Linked DNA regions of Homo sapiens: region 2 is linked to region 1. A link is a contact called in ENCODE Hi-C data. All regions are on one chromosome and are shown on one strand. The core of a region is the stretch at or near the end of the contact, and the rest is flanking DNA. Distances in the headings are between cores, read along the strand shown. Region 1 overlaps MEF2C (myocyte enhancer factor 2C). Region 2 overlaps MEF2C-AS1 (MEF2C antisense RNA 1).

Region 1 (5,785 bases), core at 1,626-4,125:
CCAGTTACCAGAAATAATAGCTAAATACAAGCAAGGCTCTGTCAATGGCACTGTTATGTTAATTTTCTGGGAGAATGTTAAGTAATTCATCAAGTTAGACAAATATAAAAACAGCAAAACATATACAAAACATTATCAATATTTATTTAAAATGTAGTTTTGTATTACCACTGATGGCATCGTATTCTTGCTGCCTGGTGGAATAAGAACTCGGAGATCTGGTTTACGGTTATTCATTCCTAAATTCATTGGGGGAGGAGATTTTGCTTGCATATTCTTGTTCAAGTTACCAGGTGAGACCAGCAGACCTGGTGAGTTTCGGGGATTGCCATACCCGTTCCCTGTTAACAAAAAACAATAAAGCATTTAGGAAGAAATCTAGGTCAAATACGTTTCCGAAGAATACACAACATGAGAATAAAAACAAAAGCTTAATGGTAAGACGTACATTGCAAAACCATAGGATGACTGATTTGACCTCCATGGGACAAGTAACCCAATTAAGTATTCAATAGTCCTCTGAAGGAAGATTAAAAACTTTTTATGAGAAGAGAGCCAATATACATCAACTTGCTCAGAAGTCAGCATATACTTTTTTTCCTATCAAAAATATTCAGGAAGAAAGTCAGACAGTAGTTCAGGGTCTAAGAAAAGCACAGAACTGGTCTTGCACTTTAATTGACTAGCTTGGCGGAGGCCTGGCTGGCGTGACTCACTCTTTCAGTTCACTGGTTTGGGTTTTATTTTGTGTGTCTGTGTGTCCTTAAATGAAGAAAGGGCATACCAGCAAGACTGTAATTTCTAGGACAGGCAGGAGGAGGGGAAGCCGCTTACACATTTTGCTGTTCAGTTCCGCTTTTCTCTGAGTGAATTCTCTCTATGGTTTTTCTTCCATCTGCTTTGCCCTCCTTACTAAGTTCAGTGTACAACCCTTGCTTTCCTCCTCACACAGAACTTCAGAAAGCAAGACTCCTTCCCTGGAGCTGAAATGAAGTGATGATGCCTCCGCTAAAGTGCTGATTCACCAAGGCACAGGAATAGCCATTGAACTGGAAGACTGAAAGGGTTTTCTTAGGTCTCTGATGTTCAGTATCCTACTAACAGAAAAGTGGGTATCCCAAGGTCTGCGTTTTTCATATTTCAAAATATGACCAAGAGAGCTAGGGAGGAGTTGATTACAAATGCCAGCAGAGCTGGCATGACAGTGGACTCAGAAAGACATCTGCTGATTTCCTCCACTGCCTCTGAAGGGAGAATAAGAGAACTCAGCTACCTGATTCAACAATCCTTGCTAGAAACTAGACAGTTGTTTTCTGAAGCTTTCTAAAGGAGACAGTTAAACCTCATTGTTATTGCCATCATTACAAAACACAAGTATCTATTACCCCTGCATGAGTGAGATTGTGTGCTACCCAGTGAGGATGCAAAGACAAGGCCCCAGGCTTGAAAAGCTCTGAAATCTCTTTGTGGTAATCCAATACATACTCATGGAAAACATAAAGACCAATACAAGGCAGCGTAGGGTGAGGTGCCTGCAGAGTAATCCAGATTAAGTGTTATTGAGTTCCCGGGAGAGAAGAGGTGATCCAATAAAAGATTCACAGAAGAGGCAGGAATTGATGAGGGCCTTAAAGAAAGGCCATAGGAAGATATGTTAGGCTTGTGACTGGGCAGTAGGAAAGGGCTGAGGTAGGAGTTTAAAGAGCATGGTAAGGGGCACTGAGAGGAACCTGTTTAGAAGGGGACCCGTGAAAAGAGAGGGGTGTCAGAGGCTCTGGAGGGATGCAGGGGTTGGGCTGTGGAGATCTCAAATTCCAGGCTAAAAGTCCTTGGGTTTATATGGTGGAAATGAAAGTTTCAGAGTAGAGGTATGACACAGACCTCTAAGTGGTCAGAAAGATCTACTGGCATTGGTATACTCAGGAATTAGTAAGGCCTGCTAGTGTGGACCAGTCTGGAGACTACTTTGATGGCCTGAGATAGAGGCCATGAGGAACTGGGAAGGCAGAGCAAAGGTATATTTCAGGAGATATTTATGGGAACATCTTTAGAAGCAAAATATATTTGAGGCACACTGTATAAAGCAGATTTGTTCTTCATATCCCATTCATTTACCTGTCTCATTTTATGCATGAATAAACAGGCTGAATATATAACAAATAACTACAAGATTAAGTCTGTCAATTGGATTATGAATAAAATTATCCCAGTTCCTGGGGCAAAAAAACAAAAATAAAGCAAACTGGACACCCCCAAAACGTGTGTTAAGTGACAGGACTCACTTAAGAAATGTTGGTTGAATCTGAATATCAATTCCCTTCTATAAGAAAACTTCTGGAATATTAGCCAAATTCTCTAAAGCTAGATAAATATGACAAACCCCCAAATTTTCTTTACAGTAAATTCGAACAGTATTCCATGGCAAAAGCTGTTACATAAAACAATGCATTTACTTCCTCTCACTAGAAGAAAAAAACAAACAAAAGAGAGTATGTTCACTTAAAAAAAAAAAGCTTGACAAAATGGAGTGCTTAGAGGAGTTTTATATTTAATATGTCATCCTGAATCATTATTGTGAATATGTTATGAACTTAGTTTGAATTAATAGATTCTACGGGATAAAAAGAGAATAAGAACATCAAGGTCAATTCTGCTCTATACTTTGCTGTCAGCTGAAGGTCAGATGGACACACTGAAGACATATGTCACTTATCTATTAAGCCTGTGTGAGATCTGGTTTATATAAACAATCAAATGGAAAATTAGCTGGGTAATTTCAAAAGAAGGGGGAGAAAAAAGTCTGTTAAGCAGTGCAATGAAGCTTGAATAGATCAGAAGAAACTAAAACCCCAGCTCGGTAGATGCCGATACTGGTTTGCATGGAGGAGTTATTTTGCTAAAAGGAAGTAAAACCGCTTCGTGAAATGTGTTGTCCTGTGATATGACAAGCACTGGGCCAGTGTGCGAAAATGGAAATGCTTCACGGAGGCCTTGAGAAAAGTTTGTTTTTTTTTTTTTTTTTTTTTTTTTTTTTTTTTAGCATTTTCTACAGTAAACTCTCTGAGAAATTCCAACAAAGCCTATGTCTTTTTGCCCACATTTTAAACAGTGATTCAGGGCAGCAGTAGGGGAAAAAAAAGTAAATATACATTGTAGCTTTTCATTCAGTAAATACCTCAAAACTAAAAAAATTGATTTTAAAAGCCTTCTATTTTTCTCTTGGAATATTTCCTGTTATTTGGAAATTACGCCATTTTAGAAGATTAGTCACATATTTTAAGGTGTTTACATACTGAAATGTAAAATATTTTGAACCATGATGACACTTCTTAAATTCATATTTTTAGAGCATCAAGTTATTTTTAAGAACAAATAAATTCTGCTTTTTGCTAGTGAATTTCTGCTGTTTTTAGCATATTGTGCCAGCTAGCATTTTGGAGCCGTATAATAACCATTTCTGTTTCCAGCCACCAAATTGTTATTCTTTGGACATAATATAGATTCAGGAATGCAAGACTGTGGATCCTAAACCAGTGATATAGAAACCTATGATTTGAAAATCAATGATGAATACATGCGTGTGGTTTACTGCTAAGAAGAGCCTGCATTTAAACCGGCTGGGAAACCGCAGCCTCCTCCTCACTCAGAATGCTGCGGCCTGTGTTGAGCCTGTTGTCCCACCTTAAGATAAATTCACCAAAGAGAATGGTCGCATTTAAATTCAGGGGTCCGGGAGGTGGGAAACACCACCTCTCAACAACCTTCTAATATATGGATTCAACCTTTTTTCATGCTATGTTTTAAAATTACCCTCTGCCTGGACAATTATCAATTTAGACGTGACTGTATGCAGATGTCACATTCCTCTGACCACTTAAAGGCACAAAAATTATAAAGCAGGAGTGAATGGATTTCCTGATTATAGATTATAAGAAAATGAAGTACAGACCAACTTTAGAGTCAGTTTGTTTTATAGTTTCATTTGATTAAAAATATTGTTTTACATAAAAATAACAAATTTAAGCATATATGAGTTAACTTACATAAAGGATTAGAGAATCTACCTCTTCTGGTTACAAGTTTGTATATACTCATATTAGTGTCAATACATAGAACTTGAATGTGGTGTTAGGAGAAAAACATTTTTCTCCCCAGTTAACTTGCAAACACTTGCTGCATTTTTTTTATTGACTCCTATTTTAAGAAGTCGTAAATTCAAAGAACATATTCCTGGCTTAAGATATTATGAGGAAGGCATTTTGCCTTGTCTCACAGAGCTCACTTGAACATGTAGCTCTCTTTGAGCTCAAAGTTCTGAAACTTTCTTTTATTTGGATGTTTAGGCATTTTGAGTTTTCTTCACTTGTTTCTTTTTCTTTTCTAGGACTTTGAATTATGAATACAAGCATATAAGACTAATAAGCATAAACAGAATTAGTCACTATGGACCATGGCTAATTCTGCCATTGGCATAACCATTTTTTAATCTACCAAACTGTCATCTTCTATTATCCCCTCTCCTCCTTCCATCTCCATATCCAATGAGATACCAAATCTTATTCATTTTTCTTCAGAAATGCCTGTCTCTACTTCCACTGCCACCATCTTAGCTTTGGCTTCCATCACCATTTGAATAAATATTTCAGCAACTCGGCCGGGCGCGGTGGCTCACGCCTGTAATCCCAGCACTTTGGGAGGCCGAGGCGGGTGGATCATGAGGTCAGGAGATCGAGACCATCCTGGCTAACAAGGTGAAACCCCGTCTCTACTAAAAATACAAAAAATTAGCCGGGCGCGGTGGCGGGCGCCTGTAGTCCCAGCTACTCGGGAGGCTGAGGCAGGAGAATGGCGTGAACCCGGGAAGCGGAGCTTGCAGTGAGCCGAGATTGCGCCACTGCAGTCCGCAGTCCGACCTGGGCGACAGAGCGAGACTCCGTCTCAAAAAAAAAAAAAAAAAAAAAAAAAAAATATTTCAGCAACTCTCCATCTGGGCCTCTGGTCTCTACTTGAGGGGTTCTTCACCAGGCCTTAAGAGGAGTTTCAGGCCTTCAGAGGAGTTCCTTAAAGCTGTATGCAAACTTTTGTGCATTTGTGTGATGCTAACCAACCCACTCAAGGAAGTCTTTCTGAACTGCTACTTCCATCATGTTCCTTTTTCATACATGAGTGCTTAACACAGTTGAGTCAGTGCCCTGCCTGGCTCTCAGAACTGTCTACAGTTGACACACTCTATCTATGAAACCTAATTTCCAATGGTCACAGCCTGCCTTATGGTCCTCGGAATATATGCAAATCTTTGCTCTAGCAGTTCAATAACTGGCAGTATTGGCTCTCCTGTTTAATTCAAATTTATCTTTTAAGGATCAACTAAAGTTCCAACTCTTTCATGATGCCTTTCAGACAACTTCAGCCCACACTGAATTCACTCCCCTCTGCTGCAATTAGTGGCAGCGATAATACACAGAGTACTAGTTCTTTATATGTTTCAGGTGCTTCACAAATAGATATATAGAATATGCTAGAAAAATTAAGAATTATTCAGGAAAGGCACTAAAAGGTAAGTTATTGAGGGACAATGAGGTGAGAACTGAAAATGTAATGAGTAACTTGTTAAATTGAAACATCAAGGGTCTCTTCTCTTTATGCTACTTGAGAAAATTTTATATTTTAGATAATGATTGCAAATTGATGACCAAGTACACTATTGAGACAAACTGCTTATCTACCATATATATGAAAGCCAGGAAATCATGTAAGTGCCCACCTACTAAATTTGTTTATAGAG
Region 2 (5,785 bases), core at 1,702-4,201, 610 kb after region 1:
AAAACCAAAATTATCATGATCTGCTTATTTTCTCCATATATCTAATTTATAAATTATATGTTTATAAATTTGCATTTTGTAGTTCTCATGATAAACCTATAAGATAAATATTATTATTTCTATTTTAATGTTGGAAAACTGATACTTAGATATTTAAGTGACTTGAACATCTTACAGGTTGTAAATAACAAAATTGAGATTGATTTTATTATTTTATTTTTTTCAAAAGTGAATGACCTCAACCCCTCTTGCTTAACAATTTGTGGTATAGTGTAAAACATATGGACTATGGACAGAAAAGTTTGAAGTTGGATCAGTAAGAATTGAACATTGAGTAAAAGTTTTAAAATACCTTTAATTGTTCAAAGACCAAAGATGGATTTTTGAAAAACAACATCAACTTAATACAATGTACATTTACTGTTACATGTAGAAGGACATGTGGATTATCACTGATAAACTAATATTCTGCTAATTTCTTTTTTGTTCAATTTTTTTTACAACTGTCTGTCCCTGATAGCTTTTGTTAAAACTATGTGGCAATCCTAGTTGATCTGAACTGAAATAGAAAAGGTTCATGAGAAAATAAAAAGCTAGACCAACTAAAACACAGACTGAAATGAAAACAAGATCTTTTAGGAGAACGGTCAAAAAACAATGAATTGGTCCAAAATGTAGATAAAGGAAAGTTCATTTAAAAAAACTGATCAATAATGCAAAAGTTAGATGAAAACAATTAAAATGTATTACTCTCATGGTAGTAAATATGAATTAAATATAAAAATTTGGGGACCATTATAGTGAAAGTTTGTTTCTTATTTAAACACTTTAAATTAATCCAGTATTATTATTAATTTTAGCAATATAGGATTTGTTTTCTGCTCCAACCCAATCTGGAAGTATCTTTTTCTGCAAAAATAGAGGTGTTACAAACACTCCTTATCAATACAATTTAGACAGAACCCAGAGATGGTTTAGCAAGTTTCAGGGAGTCCATCTACAGCTACAGAGGGAAAACATAATTTCCCACCATAAAAAGTAGCAGCGAGCATAGTGCAGGGTGTTTTAGATAGAAGGAAAAAACCTCCTGGCAATATAATTGATAAAAATTATGCACTTAAAGTAACTTTTGAACAGTTGCAAAAGCAAATACTGAATATCTTTTGTAAAGAGCATATGTGATCTGAAACCAAGAAGACAAATCCCAGCTACTGCTGCCCTGGGAGAAGAGCTGTATGAGGCACACAGAAGAGAATGAACATCACCCACATGCCTTTCATATATTTATAACTTCCCATTTCATGGTCAAAACCAAAAACATCTTGACAGTAGCTACTGGAGTGGGTAACTTGACTTGGTGGGTTTCCCCGAGTCTGAAACTTTATGTCAATAGTTTGATGGCAGAGATACATGGTAGTGTCTCCTTTATAACCAAAGGGACTTGTTAAATAGATGCAATAAAAGCTTACAGAAATACATAAGGCATTATTAAGTCATGCATTTCTTATACGTAAAAACTTCTGATCTTATTGTTTATTTTAGAAACTTCATGCAAATGGGAAGAAATTGGGCTGAATGCATTCACATAGTATAAGATACTATTTAAAGAGAGAGGATAGGCAAACATGAAACTGAAATTTTCATAACAAAGAAAAAGATAAAAGAAAATAGTTACCCTTTGTTTAGTCTCTGTTAGAGAACAAATACTCATAATTAAACTGTAACTGGAATCAAAATGTAGTTTGGGATAAACAACCTAACTGGCCTCCAAGATAAATTACAGTACTCATTTCTCTATTGTTGGTTTGTTTTCTCCAGTTTCACCAGGAAGCAGGACTGTGGGGATTCTGTACTTGTATGTCACCACTAAGCAGCTTCTTTCATGCCAACAAGCTTAGTAACTTGTTTGAGTCTGGCCACTTGCACACCATCTGGAACTACTTCACATTCTTATTACAAAAAAGAGAAAGAGAAAAAAAGAATGCATGATGCTGCTGTGTTGCCTTTCATTTGTAGAGTTTGCTGGGCATCTTCCTGACTCAGGTGTTCATTCCTCCTGGAGTCACCCAACCAACCATAATATAGCTGACATTAGGTTCAACCACAGAATTAGTCCCTAGAAATATGTGAGTTCTGAATCTTGTGACATTCCTCTAGATTTCCAAGAAAAAAAATGTAGTTTTATTTTTAAACATTTAATTTTCAGTCTTTTGTGGGTTTCAATTTGTATTCCTCAATTTGCTGTAATTCTTCTGAAGATATAACCAATTTGTGAGGAAATCTGACCAAGGAAGTTTGTTCTAAAGGAGAAACAGCTTACATGGTATGTGTTTTGGCTTATAGTTTGCCATGGGTTGGGATGGAGTGTAGGTAGGGTGGGGGTGAGATAGGGAGAGGGTGAACAATGTGTCCATAGAGAGCTGAAGCTCTATTTTAATCAGGGATACCCCTTTCACCAAAATGTTTGTCGGTGCTCTACTAGTTATTCGTTTCTTAGGATAAACTAAAATGAAGAAACTAATAAAAAAGGTTCTTAGGTTAAAGCTTCATCTGTTTAAAATTTGTGGAAAACATATCTATTCATGACTTTATAAAATGCAAAAGTTTTAATACACACTTAATATTTTGATCTATAACTAACATTGAATAGTTTAATACAGAAAAAGAAAACTTTTGATTATATAGTGCTTATAGTGTAAAGAAACCTCCAAGTACTCTCTTTGAAAATTATTAACCTTAACTCTCCTGCCAGATTTTATGATTGTTTCATTTTCATACCGTTGCAAAGAAAAGAAGAGACCTTCTTTCTTGTTGACCTCCCTAGAGTAGGGGGTCAGTAATTAAGGCACACGTGCCAAACAGGACCCAAGGACTTATTTTCATTGGCATTCATGCTAGTAGACTCCTCTTGAGAGAATAATCACCAGCTGCATTTTGCAACATGTGAGAATGTGTGGGTGGAATAACCACTTCCCCACTTATCTTTTGCTAGTCTCAATATCACTATGCCCCACCTGGCTCACGAGAAGAACAGGTGCTACAAGCTAGGCTCACCACTTGTTTAAAGGATGTTAACCCCCAGCTGGGCCCACAGCCCGGTACTTGGTCCATTATCAGAATATGGGAGGTGTTGTAAAGTGAGAAAAATAAAACCAGTATTTATTGAGCAGTTTATACCTGTGAGACAGTCTTTATAATCTTCAGAGAAGTTAAAGAACTTTTCCAGGATGACAGAGTCACAACAAGTTTGGGTGATTTGAACCTATAGCTTCTAATTCCAAAGTCTATTATAATTTCACTATATATATTTCCATGTCTTCCTAGAAGAAAACAGCTATTATTTTTCAGAAGAAATATCTTAAACTGTTATCCTCAGAAAGCAGTGTTCCAAAGGCTGATAATTTGTCATAAAAGAAGTGTGTTGTGATAAACTGTTTGGAGATCTGTGAGTTAAAATTCAATCTCTCCCCACATAGACTTCTTGGAGCCTTTAGTATGTAAAAATGCATTGAGAATCTTTGAGAGAGATCAGGATGGCTAACTTATTTTCATGTGATGCATCTGTTAATACCTCCTTGAATCTGTATGCTACTGAATGGCATGGGAACTGCTTTGAAATGTCTAGGAAGTCCATTCCACTTATCATGGGTGAAAAATGACTTTGTGCATTTGGATAATAATTATAAATGATATTAAAATAATCATTTGTGATATGAAAAAATAGAATAGAGAAAGATTATTTATCTATGCACTACAAAACTTATTAGTTGAGTTTGAGGTGACCTATTTATTTGATATTTGAATGTGACATCTTTATTTTCTCAACAAAATTTTAATTGGCAATGTGTTCTCATGGCAACAAAACTTATCACAATTCCAAACAAAGAATGAATGTGTAAGGACTAAAGAAAGCTTTTTGTGAATACTGTTCTACTTGCAGGAAACTGTTAATTTATTATTAAAAGACAATTTTTAGTGCCTACAATAAGCCATCCATGGTAGTAGATGTAGAGAAGAACTTAACATGGCCTTTGAGGGCCTCATTGCCTAAATGGAGAAACAAGTTTACTACAACAAATAAAACAAGCTCCTTTTGAGAGAAAGTATCAGCCTATGTTCCCAAACTAGCCCATATCAGCTGCCTATATTACATAGCCAATTCAATGGTAACATTATTCTTGTGGCCTGCTGAGGATTCAGTAGAAGTCAAAATTTGTCATGAGTTTTCTGTGTTTGAGGCAAAAAATATTCCTCGCTCCCAGTGTTCTTGGTCATTAATGATCTTTGTAAAAATTTTGATCAGCCAGCTATTGGTTTGTAGGCTTTTTGTACCCCACCCTGAAAGGTATAGGTGCTCCTTCATCTATCCCTGGGACCTGGGTGTGGATGAGGAGCCCAGCCTGTTGTACCTGATAGCTGGCTGCAGACTGTCCTCAGAGATCTTTGCTTAGGAACACTGGATCCCACTTCTGTTTTCTTATATTCTACTCTTCCCTCTGCTCCCTCATGAATTTGATTTTGTGGATACCCAGTGCCTTATTTGGTAATAATACCAAATACCCCTAATTTTTCTACTGTATTCTTTCTTACATGTCATTGCATGCTTTGTTTATGGCAGGGTAACCTGTACCAACACCCAGCTTATAGACACAAACCTATACACAGAGAACTAGGGAGGACTGAAAAAACCCTTAAGAAGAAAACCTTAACTCTGTCTGGAAGGTCAAGAAAATATCAATGAGACCGTTTAAGCAGTCTTGGGAAATGAATGAGAATTGTGATAGGTAACACTGAGGGTGGTAGTTGGAAAGAAGACATTCTAGACTGAATGAACACCTTATGTAAAAACACACAGTGAGAGTGGTGAACAGCAAAACTGTTATATGACTAGAACATAGAATGTTAAGGTAGGATGTGGTTGAACATGCCAAAAAGTGTGCATAAACACATGGACATTAAATATCAAAAAGATTTTATATAGAAGTAACAAATCATATATAAATCTTAGTAATTTTACTCTGGCATTGACTTAGAGGGTACAAATTGAAGGTAGGTATGCCCTTATTTGAGAAATTATGTGAGTCTGAACTTAACAGTTGAACCAAGATTGTACTACAAACATTATGATGTAAACATTAGAAAACAGGATTTTTTTTTGCTTTGATCAAAATTGTATATTCAGCACCCAGAAGAGTACTTGGCACATAAATTGAATGACTGGATAGCCAGGAGAGTACTCATTATTTAGCTGGCCATCCATCCATCCATCCATCCACCCACCCATCTATTCATTTATATGTCCATTTGTTCGTCAATCTCTCAAACACTAAACACCTGCATTGTGCATATCCTAGGCCTTGAAAGAATGCATAAAGTAGGGATAAAATATGGAAAAGGACATAAACTTAGAAATATGAATGTTTAACAGTGGGATGAAGAAAAGGATCACTGAAAGAGGCTGTAAAAAAGCAGAAAGGGAGGAGATGAAACTAACAGTTTGTTAAAGTGAGAGCTAAAGTTATACAAGATTTCATGAATGACAAGGTAATTGCCAGTATTTTCGTGCTTAGATCAGGTAATGATACTAACTGATGGTCATTGTCCCTCGGATTTCTTCTATTTTTTATTGAGATATAATTTACAATCAATAGAAAGAACAGACTCTAAGAGTATGTAGTTCAATGAAATTTGGCAAGTATATACAATTGTGTTACATACTTATCAAAATATGAAATACTTCTGTCTTTCCCCAAAGTTCTTTCATGTTCCTTTCCAGTCAATTCCT

The links. A loop is a pair of places that touch in the nucleus more often than their neighbours do. Pooled maps may share reads with other maps.
Region 2: a loop to region 1 is called in a map of GM12878, with 7 times the contacts of the local background. The contact joins two enhancer-like sites. A Hi-C loop is called at or near these places in 1 of 168 maps with a recorded cell type or tissue (GM12878), 30 of 37 single-sample maps with no recorded cell type and 8 of 50 pooled maps.

Annotation. Positions count from the first base shown.
Region 1 is chr5:88,731,561-88,737,345 of GRCh38, forward strand. MEF2C (myocyte enhancer factor 2C) reads right to left here. Exons shown (of 11, transcript NM_002397.5): 7 at 169-341. Among named protein-coding and RNA genes, the nearest start is that of GSCAR, 37 kb to the left of the region's middle. RefSeq lists enhancers at 593-642, 763-1,042, 3,734-3,833, 4,966-5,015. Within about 2 kb of position 2,876, at least 9 of the 41 ENCODE cell types and tissues checked have a DNase peak (open chromatin) inside an H3K27ac peak, as active enhancers do; they include GM12878, where a contact is called at or near this core.
Region 2 is chr5:89,340,905-89,346,689 of GRCh38, forward strand. All of the region lies in intron 7 of MEF2C-AS1 (MEF2C antisense RNA 1), which reads left to right. Among named protein-coding and RNA genes, the nearest start is that of LINC02161, 240 kb to the right of the region's middle. RefSeq lists an enhancer at 1,937-1,986. Within about 2 kb of position 2,952, at least 3 of the 41 ENCODE cell types and tissues checked have a DNase peak (open chromatin) inside an H3K27ac peak, as active enhancers do; they include GM12878, where a contact is called at or near this core.